Linked DNA regions of Homo sapiens: region 2 is linked to region 1. Evidence: chromatin contacts called from ENCODE Hi-C data. All regions are on one chromosome and are shown on one strand. Each heading gives the region's core, a stretch centred on a gene start or an enhancer-like site at or near the end of the contact. The rest is flanking DNA. Distances are from core to core; before and after follow the strand shown. Region 1 holds the start of GUK1 (guanylate kinase 1). Region 2 holds the start of COG2 (component of oligomeric golgi complex 2).

Evidence for each region. A loop is a pair of places that touch in the nucleus more often than their neighbours do. Pooled maps may share reads with other maps.
Region 2: a loop to region 1 is called in a pooled map, with 17 times the contacts of the local background. The contact joins the promoter of COG2 here to the promoter of GUK1 in region 1. A Hi-C loop is called at or near these places in 5 of 50 pooled maps.

Annotation. Positions count from the first base shown.
Region 1 is chr1:228,135,614-228,143,561 of GRCh38, reverse strand. It overlaps GUK1 (guanylate kinase 1), which reads right to left and starts at 3,283. Exons shown (of 8, transcript NM_001159390.2): 1 at 3,199-3,283. The coding sequence starts at 3,259. It also overlaps the pseudogene RPS28P3. RefSeq lists a silencer at 2,697-3,256 and enhancers at 3,267-3,496, 3,607-3,656.
Region 2 is chr1:230,639,856-230,647,803 of GRCh38, reverse strand. COG2 (component of oligomeric golgi complex 2) reads right to left here and starts at 5,323. Exons shown (of 18, transcript NM_007357.3): 1 at 5,126-5,323. The coding sequence starts at 5,197. LOC124904545 (a long non-coding RNA gene) reads left to right here and starts at 7,107. Exons shown (of 2, transcript XR_007066935.1): 1 at 7,107-7,510; 2 at 7,687-7,948. RefSeq lists silencers at 3,657-3,776, 5,390-5,529 and an enhancer at 5,080-5,299.

The DNA.
Region 1 (7,948 bases), core at 2,034-4,533:
ACTTGTGTGAATTTCTGGCCCCTGCTTCTCGCCAGGGTGGAAGGGGTACAGTTCTCAGGACACATCCAGCAATTGCTACACACCTACTTGAAGCACTGAGATCACAGAAATTATGACTTGATGGTATTATGGTGACTTTTCTAATACGAAGGAGAAAAAGTAAAGCTAAATCATGTGCTTCGAAGGACCCGATATGGGAGAGCTACTCAAATGGTCCTGTGGGCTGGACCCCATGTGAGCTTCTGTCCTGTTGCTCCACTGAGCTGGCCCTTCTTAAGGTCACTCTGCCCTGCCAACCCACAACCAGCATGGCACTGGTGGGCCTGACAGGGCTGCCCCAAGGCCGGTCCTGCCCTGTTCCCCCCAGCCCCTGGCTCCAAGCTCTTCGGGTCTGAACCTAGATGCTACGTGACTATAAACCCACACAGAAGGAAACACAGTGGTGACCTCCACTGACCAGGCCTCCCCTCCTCCCTCCTGAGGGAGCGCTAAGCTAGTGAAGTGAAGCTGGGCCCACAGGCAGAAGACACCAGTTCGCCCAGCTGCTGCCAGGCAGGGGTCCAGGCTCCAGCCTTGCCAAGGGCGTCGTCTGCACAGCTGTGCCTACACTCGCCCAGCACAGGGCACAAGGCACACGTGGCACATCAATCGCCAAAAACTCTGGGAGTTTTTGCGTCCTCAGAAGGGGGAGAGCCACACCTTCTGAGGATCCCACCAAACTACCACAAGACCCTGGTCTCCATCCCCTCCTCGGCCCCAAACCCCATCCCCGATGCCCAGGAATTGGGGAGCTCGTGCCTCACTTCCAACTCCCAGGAATGGGGGGTGCTGGAGTCCCACCTCTGGCTCCTGGGTTGGGGATCTCCCCCTTTCCTCGCAAGCAGCAAGTGGCAGGTGTGTCTCTTCACCACAGGGCCCTGACAACGATCAGACACCAACAGATGCAACCCAGCACAGAGCAGACAGCAGACGCTGGTGGGCCCCAACCCCGCCTGTTTCCTCCACAGGTGTTGCCCCTGCACCACCCTTACCCCGCCAAGCCCAGGCTCCCAGGCCTCCCCTCCTCCCTCCTGAGGGAGCAGTAAGCTATTGAGGTGAGGCTGGGCCCGCAGGCAGAAGACACCAGTTCACCCAGCTGCTGCCAGGCAGGGGTCCAGGCTCCAGCCTCGCCAAGGGCGTTGTCTGCGCAGCTGTGCCCACTCTCGCCCAGCACAGGGCACGAGGCACACATGACACACCAATTGCCAAGAACTCTGGACGGGCCAACACTCCGCTCTTCCTGGGTCCCCTGAGTTCGGCTCTGCCCAAGCGTGAGGGCACAATGAGCAGACTACTGGGGGCCCTGGCCAGCCAGAGAGTGCAGAGGGCAGACAGTGAGTGGATGCGGGCCTTGCAGAAGCACAGCCACACCACCACCGCTGGAGACAGGGCGGAGGCACAGGCTGCCTGCCTGCCTGGGGAGAGACCAGTGGCAGGGCGGTCACCAAAGCCACCTTCCATGGAGCACACCCAAGGGAGAAAACTGTGGCCCAGGCCTCAAGGCTCCTGCAATCTTGCGGTGGAAACCACGGAGCCTTTGCCCTGACCAGAACACATGCGCCAAAGGTGTCTTCCTGTGGGCAGAGGGAAGCATTCCAGCAAACATTCTGTGCTCTCCACTCTCACCAACCCACAGTCGCAAACTCCAATCAGCTGCCTGGCAAGAAGCCACACAACCCACAACTGTAAGGACCTGCCAGGCACGTGGTCTCCACAGGAGCTCCGAGATGGAAGGTCTCCTGGGAGCCGCCGGCGCAGATCCATGTTCCGGAATGGTCTCTGCCAGAACGCTCCCTGGACTGGGCTCCCATGCTGCCCCAGCAGCCGCTTTCCTGGAAAGGCACTCCCTGCTGTGGCGGCATAATCTCCTCCTTCTGGCTTCCAGCCATCCTAAGGACTGAACAGAGTCACCACCTTGCCCCCGGCCCACTGTTCGAGGAGATGCTAACAGAGGGCTTGACCTTCTGAGAACCGAGAGAATTCAGCCCCCGCCTGGCCTCTCGTAAGACACAAACCACCAGACGTGGGCCTGGGCTCTGGGCTGGGCCAGGTGGATGAAGGGGAGGCTGGTGGTCCAGGCGGCTGCTCTTGGCTGCAGGGTTTCTGGGCACACATCCGGGTAGCACGCATCCTGGCCTTCAGCAACCTCGTTTTAAATGGGACCACACCAGGAGCAGCCAGGGCGCTTTCATTTTCACTTTCTTTCCCCGGGGGGGACAGGAACATTCCTTTACCTCCTGAGGAAATCGGGCTCTTCCAGAGCCACAGAGGAGTGAAGGCCCCAGCCCTTCACGATGCTGCGCGGCTATGTTTGGGTCTGTCCATCAGGGAGAAAGAAAAACCGGCCGAGTCTTGCACAGGGTCCTCGACAGCAACCCCAGGTAAAGAGCAGAGCAAGCCTGAGACAGGAAGGGGCCATGAGCCCAAAGACAGCAGAGCAGGACCCAGCCCGGGGCCTCAGGACCGACCTCTTTCATGCAAAGACGAAACCGAGGCCCACCACACGCAGGGTCAAAATCAACTTTGAGGCACCTGCTTCCCACACCAGTCCTTACTGGGGCATACTTCTAAGGCGACGCTCAAGAATGGCAGCAGGGCAGCTTCAAGAACCCCAACCCGGACTCTGGCTTTGGAGAATCCGAACCCCAAATGCCACACCCATGCGTCGGGAAGGCCTGCTGTTTCCCCAAGTCCCCGTCTCTGCGCCGTGCCGCGGAGTAGGCAGAATCCTGGGAGCCCCGGAATAGCCGGCTCCATCCGCCCAGGACCCCAAGGCTTGCAGGGTGAGGTGGGAACCGGAGCGCACACCGCGCCGGGCCAGCGGTAGGGACTCCCAGCTGCTCTCTTTGGCGGCGCGCCCAGGTGTCGGGAAGACACCGAGCGCTCCTATACGCCCGGGGAGCAGCTCGACACTGCGATAACTGCCGGCCTGCCCAGCTCCTGAGGAGCGCCCCGCCCTCCGGGACCCGGGCTCCGCTGCGTTGCCAGCCCGTCCGCCCTCCAGAGCTCCCCCGTTCTCAGGGCCCACAGTTGAATGCGGCACAGGGCGTCTCGGCTAGGAGGAGATCCGGAGGCGGCGTGGACTGGGCGACCGCAAAGCGCAGGGACCGCTGCCGCCTCGACCCGAGTCACCCTCGCGATCGCGCTTGTCGTACTCACCGTCCGGTGGGGCCCGGCCCAGGGCGGCCGCAGCCAGCCCGGCCAGCGGGCGCCGCAGCATCCGGGGCCACCTCTTCCGCCCACTGAACCTACGTGACAGCGCCGCACCGGCCCACCTCCGCCCGCGCGCGAGACTGACGTCATGAGGCGACTGCCCCGCCCATGTCTCACTCGTTCTTCCCCGCCCCTTAGGGAAGTACTTACCTCAGTGCCTCGCTAGCCCCGCCTCCACCTGCGCTGGCCTGTCGCGACCGCAGGGGCGTTCAGCACAGCGCCCTCCCAGCCCGTCTTCTCCCGCTGCGTCACAGCGCCACGCCGGCCCGCCTCCACACAGCGCGAACTAACATCACGACCCGCCGGCCCCGCCCACGGCGTACTTGTCCCGCTTGTCACTCAGAGAAGTACCTCAGTGCAGCGCGGGCCCGGCTTTCATCTGCTACGTCACAGCGCTGCCTCAGCCCGCCTCCTCCCGCTTATGTCACAGCGCCGTTTCCGTCCTCCATCTACACTGCAGGGACCTAACTAACGAACGACTCCGCTAGCCCGTTCCAAACCGGCCACTCTCCAAAAACCATTAATTGGGGAATGTGGCCGGGCGCGTGGTTCACGTCTGTGATCCCAGCTCTTTGGGAGTCCGAGCCGGGAGGACCGCTTGAGGCCAGGAATTGGAGACCAGCCTGGGGATCATAGGGAAACCCCTTCTGTACCAAAAAATTTAAAAACTTTTTTGTGCCTGTAGTCCTTGCTACTCGGGAGGCTGACGTGGGACGGTCGCTTGAGCCTGGGCAGTCGAGGCTGCAGTGAGCGGTGTTCGTGTCACTGCACTCCAGTCTGTGTGACAGAGCGAGACCCTATTTCTTTCTTTTTTTATTTTTTGAGACGGAGTTTCGCTCTTGTCACCCAGGCTGGAGTTCAGTGACGCCATCTCTGCTCACTGCAACCTGGGCCTCCTAGGTTCAAGCGATTCTCCTGCCTCAGCCTCCCGAGTAGCTGGGATTACAGGCGCCCGCCACCACGCCCAGCTAATTTTTGTATTTTTAGTAGAGACAGGGTTTCACCATGTTGGCCAGGCTGGTCTTGAACTCCTAACCTCAGGTAATCCACCAACCTTGGCCTCCCAAAGTGCTGGGATTACAGGCGTGAGCCACTGCACCTGGCCACGGGACTCTATTTCTAAAAATTATTTTAAATTTTTAAAAAAGATTTATTGAAGGCTGGGTGCAGTGGCTCACACCTGTAATGCCAGCACTTTGGGAGTCCGAGGCAGGCAGATCACCTGAGGCCAGGAGTTTGGGACTAGCCTGGCCAAAATGGTGAAACTCTGTCTCTACTAAAAATACAAAATCAGCTGGGTGTGGTCGTGGGCCCCTGTAATTCCAGCTACTGGGGTGGCTGAGGCAGGAGGATCACTTGAACCTGGGAGGTGGAGGTTGCAGTGAGCCGAGATCAAGCCACGGCACTCCAGCCTAGACGACAGAATGAGACTCCGTCTCAAAAAAAAAAAAAAAAAGTATTGAATGTGAACTGCAGGAGAGCAAGAAAAAAAGTAAAACTTTAAAAAATACAACTTCAAAAAAATGTGTTGGGGCTGGGCACCATGGCTCATGCCTGCAGTCCCAGCACTTTTGGAGGCCAAGGCGGATGGATCACTTGCCCCGGAGTTGGAGACCAGCCTGGGCAACATGGCAAAGCCTTGTCTCTATTTTTTTTAAATACTAATAATAAAACAGTTTGTTGGACAAGGGATTGTAACCTGGAATACATGTGCTATGTCATACCATAGGTGCTGCATTGGGGGAGGTGGGCAAGGAGAAGCTTTTTAGGCAAAAAAAGGGGAAGTTCACTGTCAGAGGCAAAATTATGTCATATGTATTCATAGGTCTCGCTGGCTTTTATTCGTGATTCATGAATTGAGGCAGCCTTCATTCTACAAAATAGAATAAAAGCCCCTGCCTGAATTAGCCAGGTGTGGTGGCGGGCACCTGTAGTCCCAGCTACGCAGGAGGCTGAGGCAGGAGAATGGCGTGGACCCGGGAGGTGGAGCTTGCAGTGAGCTGAGATGCGCCACTGCACTCCAGCTTGGGCGACAGAGCGCGACCATCTCAAAAAAAAAAAAAAAAAAAAAAAAAGCCCCTGCCTGGGCGATAGCAGAACCATGGGTTTTGTAAGGTGAGGAGAACGAGGAAACAAGATAGAAAAATAACAGATTGATAACCTTAGCTTACTTCAGGTTACTCTTTTGTAAGGGTTAGAGAGAAGAAGGGACTTCCTTATTATGCCAACTGAGGAAAAACTAATCTGTTTTGGGATTTAGTTTCTTATGTAGTATTTAACATAAGTGATTTAATTTTGGTTTGGCCTGGTCTATTGGGACCTAGTGCAAGAGCTCGGTCCAAAACAATGGCCTCCCATGATTTTTTAAAAACAATTTTTACCCATTTTGATCAGGCTCTCACCTAGCTTGACCAAAACTTAAAAGTGCCTCTCTCAGTTACTATCAGTTTGGGTTTCTGGTCTCAACATGTCATTGATAGGTTACAGTGTCTTCATGATCATGCTTTTCTTTTCTTTCTTTCTTTTTTTTTTTGAGACGGAGTCTCGCCCTGTCGCCCAGTGCAATAGCACAATCTCAGCTCACTGCGACCTCCACCTCCTGGGTTCAAACAATTCTCCTGCCTCAGCCTCCTGAGTAGCTGGGATTACAGGTGCCCACCACCATGCCCAGCTAATTTTTGTATTTTTAGTAGAGATGGAGTTTCACCATATTGGCCAGGCTGGTCTCAAACTTCTGACCACATGATCCGCCCGCCTTGGCCTCCCAAAGTGCTGGGATTGCAGGCGTGAGCCACCATGCCTGGCCATGATCATGCATTTCTTTGAGTTTGTGTCATTCCAGCTGAAGAGGGACCATTTGATGTTCAATGGATGGTCACATGCAAACATTTAAAACATTTGAAAGGATACAACACACCAGGGAGACTACTATTGTGACTGTCAGGAGGATAATACCAAGGGTTTGGAGTATGTTCCTTAGCCAGAGTCCCTGTGAACCCAACCAACGAAAACTGAATAGATCAAACAATAAGCCAGATGGGGAGTCTACCCATTTTAACCAAGTAGCCTGTTTGTTAATTTTTTGCAGCTGAGTCTACAATACCTGATGTATTTACCCATGTGCAACAAGATGTGTCAGAAACCACACAGACCCCTTCCTGTTCAGCTAGTAGGTAATCTATGTAAAATTAAGGCAGGGAGTGAGAAGAAGTGGGTCTGGTTTGCTTTGATGCCAAACAGTTGCATCAGGGATGTTGCCAAACTTACCCACTAAGTAAACTAAAGGATCTGTTGGGTCATAAAGATGAGAGTCTGGCCTGACAGACCCGATATATTTATCAGGTAACCCACAGAAGCTACTGGTGTGAAATTCTAACTACAGCATTAGCCTGCCAAGTGAAAGAGATAGGCATGAGCAAGGAAAAATTGAGAGGGGCAAGAGGCTAGTCTTCTTTGGATATCTGGGGAAAAGCTTCACAATGTAAAATGGTCAACTTCTGGTCCTGATTTGTAATATGACTGTCTCTGATTATGACAACAGATGGTTTGGTGAACTCTGTATGGTCCACACGTTGGCATGAGACTTGTCCCTTGATGCTTACATCAAGTTGTCCAGCTTAGTAGCTTTGTTCTTAAGGTGGAGAGTTGTCAACATATGTTGGAGGAAACAAGAAGAATTCAGGGTCCAGTCCATTCTGCAGGTAGATAATAAAAACTCTAGAACAACAAACAAGGCTACAATCTAAGAACAAGTGTACTATAATGTTCTTTCTTCTGAAACATACATTTTCTCTTTACAGTTGCCCCTCATTTCTACCAGAGATAATCAGAGTAAGACTAATTTGTTTGCAAAATGTTTAGCCTCATCAAACTTGCCCTGCTTATTTAGGTAAGTTCAGTGAGAATAGCATCAACCACATAGGCTCTTTTAAGTTTGCTTGGGTGGAACTTTAGATCAGGAATCTCAAAATGAACTTTTAAAAATCTTTCGATGCTAGGAAGCCAGTGTAGATAGAATGCGTCTGTAAGTACTGCAGGCAAAGTCTGTATCTACAGTCTCAATTTCGATATCCCAGTCATAATATAACCAATATTTCCAATTGTGTCCTGTTATAAAGAGGGCAGATTCTCCTCCTCCTTCTTCCTCTTCTTTCTTCCTCTTCTTCTGTCAGGGCCTCACTCTGTTGCCCAGGCTGGAGCACAGTGGTGCAATAATAGCTCCCTACAGCCTCAACCTTCTAGCCTCAAGTGATCTTCCCTCCATCTCAGCCTCCCAAAGTGCTGGGATTAATCCCTCACTTTTGGGAGGCTGAGATGCCCAGCCAAGAGCAGATTCTATTGAGCATATACAAATAATTATTTTGTCATAAAAATAAGAATCCTCATGAGTAGTTTCTAAATTCTGGAAGGATCAGGTAGGGAGAAAAAAGCAATGTCTCCATTTTTGTTCACAAAGGTATGTTACCAAATTGCCTTAAGCTATAGATAGCCTAAAAGAAAAGGTTTCCCTAAATCTGAAAAACGAAAGAACCAGCAATATTTTTGAATTCTAAAAAGACATAGAAACCCATAATTCATCAGTCCATTTAGTCTTGTGTGATTAATTTTTGTCCTGCTTGATGTTGGGTTAGCAATTTGGTGAGTCTAGCTTTTCCCTTAGAGTTCTAGAAATTCTTACCCAGCCCAGTGGTATGAT
Region 2 (7,948 bases), core at 4,074-6,573, 2.5 Mb before region 1:
AACAACAATTTCACTGTATTAGGTAGTATAAGTAATCTAGAGGTGATTTAAAGTATTCCAGAGGATGTAAGTAGGTTATATGCAAATACTACACCATTTACAAGAGGGTCTTGAGCATTTGCAGATTTTGCTATCTGTGAAGGGGTGGGAGGTGTCCTGGAATCAATCCTCTGCGGATACTGAGGGGCAACTGTAAGTTTCTTTATTCACAGAAACATAAAACGACAAGAGCCAGAAACACTGCAAAGAGTATTGAGATAAGCATCACCCCATGACATAAATGAGGAAACTGAAGCCCGCAGAGGCCAGCGATTTGCACAAAATCACACGAGTGCTCAGCAGAGCTGAAACTGGGGCCCACATCTCCAGGTCACTGCTATTCAATCAGCCAGGCATTATTCTCTTGGACACACCTCCTGTTTCAATATTCCCTATTTACACACTTAGAATACAGATGAGCCTCAGAACTACAGTAAGGGGTCCCCTTATCTGAGGGAGATATATTCCAAGACCCCCAGTCAATGCCTGAAACCACAGATAGTACCCAACTCTATATACGCTATGTTTTTTCAATCAGATAACCAAGATAGCTACTAATCAATAGAAACTGTCCATCAGTGCAATAAGCTGCTCTGGAATACTTCCAAGTGTTCTGGAAAATGCTTTCTCATGTTTTCATGGTGTATACAGGTGGCAGTCTGATTACATACAAGCACCTGTTACATACAAGCACCGAGATGCGTTTTGAAAAGGGCACCCTGCCTGTGATGTAGAACACGGACTAGAAAAAGGCAAGAATGGATGCCAGGGGACTACAGTAAGAAGCCACTAGATTATAATGGCCAGAGATAATGATGAGTCAGAAAGTGGGAAAAGAGGAGATGGAGAGAAGTAGACAAATTTCAGAGATATTTGGGAAGTGAAATCCTAAGGCTTAGTAACAGGTTGGATTTCAAGAATGTGAAGGAGAGAGGTGTTATCAAGGATGACTCCTTGATAACATCTGACTCACAACCAGATGGATGGATTACCTCAGGTCTAGTATTACCTGAGATAGGTAATACCAGAAGAGAGCCAAGTTTGAGAGAAGGTTGGTTTTTTTCATCTTCCCCCAACAAATTCAGTTTTAAATATGCCGAGTTTGAGGTGCCACAGAGATAGCCAAGAAGAGATGTCAAGGCGCTGTGCACATGGGGTTGCAGATAAGAAGGTATTTGGGCCAGAAGTATGAACCTTTCACCTGTCTACACGTGGTCATTGAAGCTGCATGAAGTGGGTCACCTGCGGAAAGTGCACAGCATGTGAAAAGGAACAGACACGTGGCTGAGTCCATAACCCACCAATTAATGGCTAGGAGGAGAATGATTATGCAAAAGAGACAAGGAGACCAGAGAGGCCAAAAGATAACCAGAAAGCACCAGGTTTCAGAAAGCAAATGAAGGGAGCATTTGATCTACTGAGGTCAGGGAAGGAAGCAGAGAAGGTCTGGTGGATCGACTTCCATCTAGTTAACTTTGGTGAGAAGTCTTTAGTGGAATGATGGGGCCAGAAACCAGAGTGAAGTGAATTTAAGAGTGAAGGGAGAGAAAGTAAAGACAACATTTGGCTGTGAGCATTTGGCTGTGAGATGGAAGAGAGCGATGGGCTTTAACTGGAGGTTGGAGGGTCCAGTAGAAGAAACTAAAATAGGAGTGTGTCTGAAAGCCAATGGGAAGAAGTGTGGAGAGGGTGGGAATAACAGGGTCCTGAGAAGGGAGAGGGCACCGGATCCAGGCATGGGAGGCAGACCTCAGGAGGAAGGAAAGACCCCTACACCAGCGTCCCCAACTACCTGTGGGGAACCGGGTGGCCCAGCAGGAGGAGCGCAGCCTGTATTCACAGCCACTCTGTATTGGAGCTCCGCCTCCTGTCAGATCAGTGGCAGCACTAGATTCTCATAGGAGCATGGACCCTACTGTGAACTGCACATGCGAGGGATCTAGGTTAGGCACTCCTTATGAAAACCTAATGCTGAATGATCTGTCAGTGTCTCCCATCACCCCCCAGACAGGACTGTCTAGTTGCAAGAAAACAAGGTCAGAGCTCCCACTGATTCTACATTACGGTGAATTTTATAACTATTTCATTATGTATTACAATGTAATAATTATAGAAATAAAGTGTACAATAAATGTAATGCGCTTGAATCACCCCAAAACCATCCCCTGCACTCCTGGTCCATGGAAAAATTGTCTTCCAAAAGTGTCAAAAAGGTTGGGGACCATTGCCCTACACAACAGGTTAATGATGGGAGTGAGAACAGGTACAAATGCAAGAACGAGGTTGCTGTCAGCAAGATGAAGGAGCTACCGCTTGATGGCCTCTATTTTTTCTGTAAAACACATGAAGTCATACGTGAGACAGAAGGATATGATTGCCACAGCATACCTAGGTTAAGTGGGTTTAAGTTATCCCTGTTAGCCTACCACCTCTCTCCTACTACCAGTATCTTACATCCTAATTCATCTACTGATTGTCAACCCTCTCTAAGAGTGTTTGTACATTTTCTTTTTTTTTTTTTTTTTTTTTTTGACAGGGTCTCTTTCTGTTGCCCAGGCTGAAGTGCAGTGCTGCAATCCTGGCTCACTGCAGCCTTGACCTCCACAGGCTCAGGTAATCCTCCCACCTCAGCCTCCCAAGTAGCTGGGACTACAGGTATGTGCCACCACACCTGGCTAATTTTTCAATATTTTGTAGAAATGCATTCTCACTATGTTGCTCAGTGTGTATATTTTATTAAGCTGACGAAGTCAACAGTATCATGCCATTACCACCTTTGACCCCTCAAGTGATTCGTTCATCTGCCACTCCTGCTTTTTGATCATTTACGTAATATTTTCCACAAACTATCCCCTCCTGTATTTCTCAGATCTCATAAAAACCACTGAAATAACTTTTTAAGTAGCCTCCCGCCACCAGTCAGTTCCAACTGCAACATACATGATCATGTCATTTCCTGCTTTTAACCTGACTGTAACTCCACAATGAATACTAAATCAAGTGCAAATCCGTCAGTACAGTATACAAGGCCCATTGAAACCTGCACACAGCAGGTGATCATGGAATGCCCACTGACTGAACAATTGCTACCACTGCACTAGCATGCCCTCATGATCTATGGCAACCTAAACACAGTTTCCCATCAACACCAGAAGAGACGTAATACCAGAAGAGAGGTAATAACAGAAGAGAGTGGATTTCAAGCAACTTTAAATCTGGATTTTCAAGCAATCTCAAATCTCCCAATGCAAATGTCATATCCCAACTTTCTCACACGTACAAAACCTATCCAATTACAAAATGTGCTGAATGAGACACAAACATAGAAATATAGCCTGGACAAGTGTTCCAACCATCCTTTCTGCCATGGAAGTGCAACTTATATGTAGTTTTATATGTTTAAGGCAACACAAATTGCAAATAACCTTTATCTTCAAGCTCCACCTAAAAAATCAACAAAATTTTACACAGAACAGCTGTTCTATGTATTTTCTTCTATGTATGTTGTCACTTTTATAAGCACTACAAAATGTACCGCATATTCACAGAGCCACGAAATATGCAATTGCTGGCATTCCAGCCACCACCCCAGTTTGCACTCTAAGTTCTATTTTAGAACTTGTATTTCTGTGATTTCACTTCCTGAAGCTGCATTTACCAAAGGCATTCTGTCAACTCAGAGTGGGAAAGGTGGTGGGGCTAGTGAGTCAGAGAAGATGCTGGTGTTGAGCCTTAAGAAGTCAAGAGATGGACAAACTGAGATTATTCTGTACTCTGAGATTCTTGACGTCAACAAGGCCCCTGATCTCCGTGTATGGCCTTTCCTCTTCCAGGGCACCTCTCCCCAGCATGTACCCTTAGCTGTTTCTTTCTACCCTCATTTCAGGGTAGCTCTTAGCCAGTAGGCAAAACGAAGGGTTTCTGGATCAATGAGTTGATTCTGTACATTCTTTGAGACATCCTAATGAAGTTACACCTTTTAGTACAGTGGTCTAATAGGAATATCACTTACAAGAATAAGGTACATTATTCCTGGGTATAGATAAGTCCTACATACGAAAAATGATATGGTCACACTGGAGAAGATACAGATCTACTTTAAAAAAAAACAGCTTTGGAGATGTAATCTGAATGCAAATATTATCAAAAAGAGATAGGCTAATTAATCTAGAAAACATTATGTCACCAAGAAAGGCAGAGTAAGATTTCAACTCACTTGCTCAAAATTGTAGATGTCTACTAACCAGCTAAAACTTTTCGCTTTTTAACACTGAAAGCAGCTACTAAAAGGTGTCAAAAATCCTAGTCCTCAGGAAATTAAATAGAAACATTTTTTGAATGGCTTAAGTGCAGACCCAGAGGGATACACCAAGTAGGAGCAAAGCTCCTCCCAGCTCTCACTCAAAGCCTGGCCATTTTCAAGGCTGTGCCTGATGAACTTTATCATCAGTGAAGTGTTTTCAGTTTATATTTCTTTTCTCTAAGTTTATGACCTACAACTACCAACTTCTTCAAATGCATCACGTAAAAAGTAGAGCAACTTCTTTAAAGAGTAATGGTTTGCTTTGTCGTACTGCAATAGTCGGTAAGAATGTTCTAAGCTTCTAAATATCCCATTCTGGAAGCTTTAGCTGAATGTTAAGCAAAACTTCAGATTAAGTTCTTTTTCTTTCCGACCCGAGTCCCTAGGAAAGTACGTGGGCTTGGAGATTTATTCAACACACACTTAATGAGCTCCAAGGCCCCGGTCCACAAGCTTCTTTCCGACAAGGGGACTGGCAATCTGACTGCACTGCATGGTAACAGGAACGGGTAACAGTGGCTTTGACATGCAGCTCAAAACCACTTGCCCAGAACTTTCAGGCCTTTCCATGTAACACGCACGATTTTACAGAAGTGCTTTCTCCAGGCTGCACCCGCCAAACCTGACGCCAAAAGACTCATTGCGAAGTGCAGCGAGGTCTCGGCGGAGGACCTGACACTGAGCGTGCGCAGGCAGGAGCAGCCGACCGAAGAGACCGCCACAGAGGGCACAGGGCAGAGGCACCCTCATGGCCCGGCTCCGGGGAGCGGACGCCGCGCGCACCTTCATGAACTCGTCCTTGTCGAAGCAGAGCGTGTCCGGCCCCTTGGGCAGGTTCATCCTACTTTTCTCCATCCCGCCGGCCACCGCCTCTCAGTGCCAAGATCCAAGCGAGAAAACGCAGGAGGCTGCGCAGACCGACTCGGCGGCCGCGGCCACCGCCAGTTTCCACGGCACAGGGGGGTCCGCTTCCGCCAACATGGCAGCGCCCGCGCCGCGGCCAATGAACGACGGCACCGCAAGCCGGCCTGCGCCTGGCTCTGGCCAAGAGGGGCGCGGGGGCCGCCGCTGCTGCACGGGTAGGCCGTGCTGCCCTCATGTGGCGGAGGGCGGTACTGCAGCCTCGCGCGGGCTCCTGCAAGGCTGCCCACCTCCCTAGGAGGCGTGGCTGAGCTGCAGGGGTGGGTCAAAAGGGGTGAGCGGGTCTCCCTCCCACCCCCACCGTTTCTACTGGGAAAAATTGTCCTACAACGCTTTTCCAGTGCCTTCTACCCTGAGACTGCTCTGCTTCGTTATGCATGGCCAGAAGTTGGCCCTTTGGTTCTCAGGCCCGTTTTCCAGGTTGGACGTATCACCGTGGTCGCATTCTTCACCTCCCTGTGCGCGGTCACTGCCGCTGGTGGGCGCTAACGCCTCTATGGAGACCCCCGCCCTTAGCCTCTGTCCCCACAGAGAAGTGTAGCGTCTCCTCCACTGGGCTCCGTTACTGGGAACTCATAGGGAAGAAGGTGGTCAGCTAGGCGGCTTTGGGTCCTCTGAGTAGCTCCCTGCTCAACCTCGGTCTCCGTTCCAGGTGGGCAGCCTCTGAGCGCAACTTTGGGTCTTCAAGGTGCTTAAAGGAGTGCCTCGCTATCTGATTAAACACAGCAGACAAATACATGTGCATGCACATTTATTTTTAATTTCAACCAGGAATGGACAAATTTTTGTGTTGTGGCCAGTACTGGTGCAACCAAACCAATTTCTTAGACTGTCTTCCTCCTCCTCCCCCCACCCACCCCAATTTTATTCTGAGACGTTCTTCCTTTATCTCCTCCCTTGCTTTTTTCTCCTCTTGTCCCTTCCGCTAGCTGTAAATACCGTGGTCAAATGATGATGATTCATTTTTCTTCTTTTCTCCTTGACATTCGGATGATTCAAACCACAAACCTCACTTCACACTCTTCATTCTGCAAACCTTTCCTTCCCGCTTCTGTTGAGGAATCTAGGCCTCTCTTCCCAATTTTTCTCCTTGGAGATAAGATTAACGCCATGATGGCCTGTAAAAAGGAATGGGACAGCAGAGGGTAAGACCTCACCATGAGACTTTGTATTTCAAGTATCTCAACTAGAAAACTGGTCACTTAAAAAAAAATGTAGGCGTAGAATCCAAAACGCTCTACTCCCTAGCACTGGACCTAGCAGGCCCTGTTGAAGAGCCTATTTCCTGCCAGTATCTACAGAACAGATGAACAGGATAAGAGCCGGAAGCTAGCTGGAGGATCAAAATATTCTGCCAGAGGAGCGATTGGGAAAAGTACATCCTAAGTCCCTGTTATGTTTGTTTTGCTGGAGGAAATGAAAACCTCATTTTCTGTTTAATTTTTTGTTTTCTCTTGTTATGAAAATTTTCAAGTACACAGAAGTGTGGAGAGCACAAGAACCCCACCCTATGTACTTAGCACCTCGCTTCAACCATCATCAACCTGTCTCCTCTGCCCTTCCCCACCCACCGCATCGAGACCTTCTTTTTTTGTTGTTTTATATATATATATATATACATATATATATATATTTTTTTGAGACGGAGTTTCACTGTTGTTACACATGCTGGAGTGCAATGGCATGATCTCTGCTTACCGCAACCTCCACCTCCCAGGTTCAAGCGATTCTCCTGCCTCAGCCTCCCGAGTAGCTGGGATTACAGGCATGTGCCACCATGCCTGGCTAATTTTGTACTTTTAGTAGAGATGGTGTTTCTCCCTGTTGGTCAGGCTGGTCTCGAACCCCTGACCTCAGATGATCCACCCGCCTCAGCCTCCCAAAGTGCTAGGTTTACAGGCATGAACCACTGAGTCCAGCCCTTTTATTGGAATATGTTTTAAAGCAAATTCTAAACACCATATCATTTCCTATCCCCTAATACCTCAGTTTACGCATCAAAAGAAGAAAAAAAAACCCTGACATTTTGTAACACCTAACAAAACCAGCAATTCCAATAACCAATCTATAGTGGCTCTGAAAGGTGGGCCTTTATCCCAAGGTCACACTGTTAATAAGTGGCAAGTTGCAAACCCAGGCAGCCTGGCTTCAAAGCCCAGTACCAAGGCACGGGAGAGGATGCTGGACAGATGAAACAAAGATGTCTGCAACCCTGCCTTCTCTTTCGAGGCTCTGCAGGAAGTCTAGGTAAGCTGGAACTTGAACTCTTTCTTTCTTCACTGTAATTCCCTTCTGACATTGTTCCTGGGACTTTAGAAATAAAATGAACCTGAATTTGTACAGACTGGGCTTATCTTGAGGATGCTAAAGGGATTAAGTGGCAACAGCGATGGAGGGTCCCTGCTGCCTGCTGTCCTCCCTAGATTCAGAAGGGAACCATCAGGACCCCATGGAGTGGGCTGCGGCTTGGAGACACAGATAGTGGTGCAGACCACCACAGCCAGGCGCAACAAGAAAGACTTCAATGCTAGCATCATAATCTACAGAGGACAAACGCAAGAGAGAAAGCCTACACCTGCCCAGAGGACATGGCCCTGGGTTTCCACTCAGAGCTGATGTTCAACTGGCACACAGTATTTCAGCTGTGCTACTTGGTAAATATTGCAACATCTCAAAGGTTGGTGA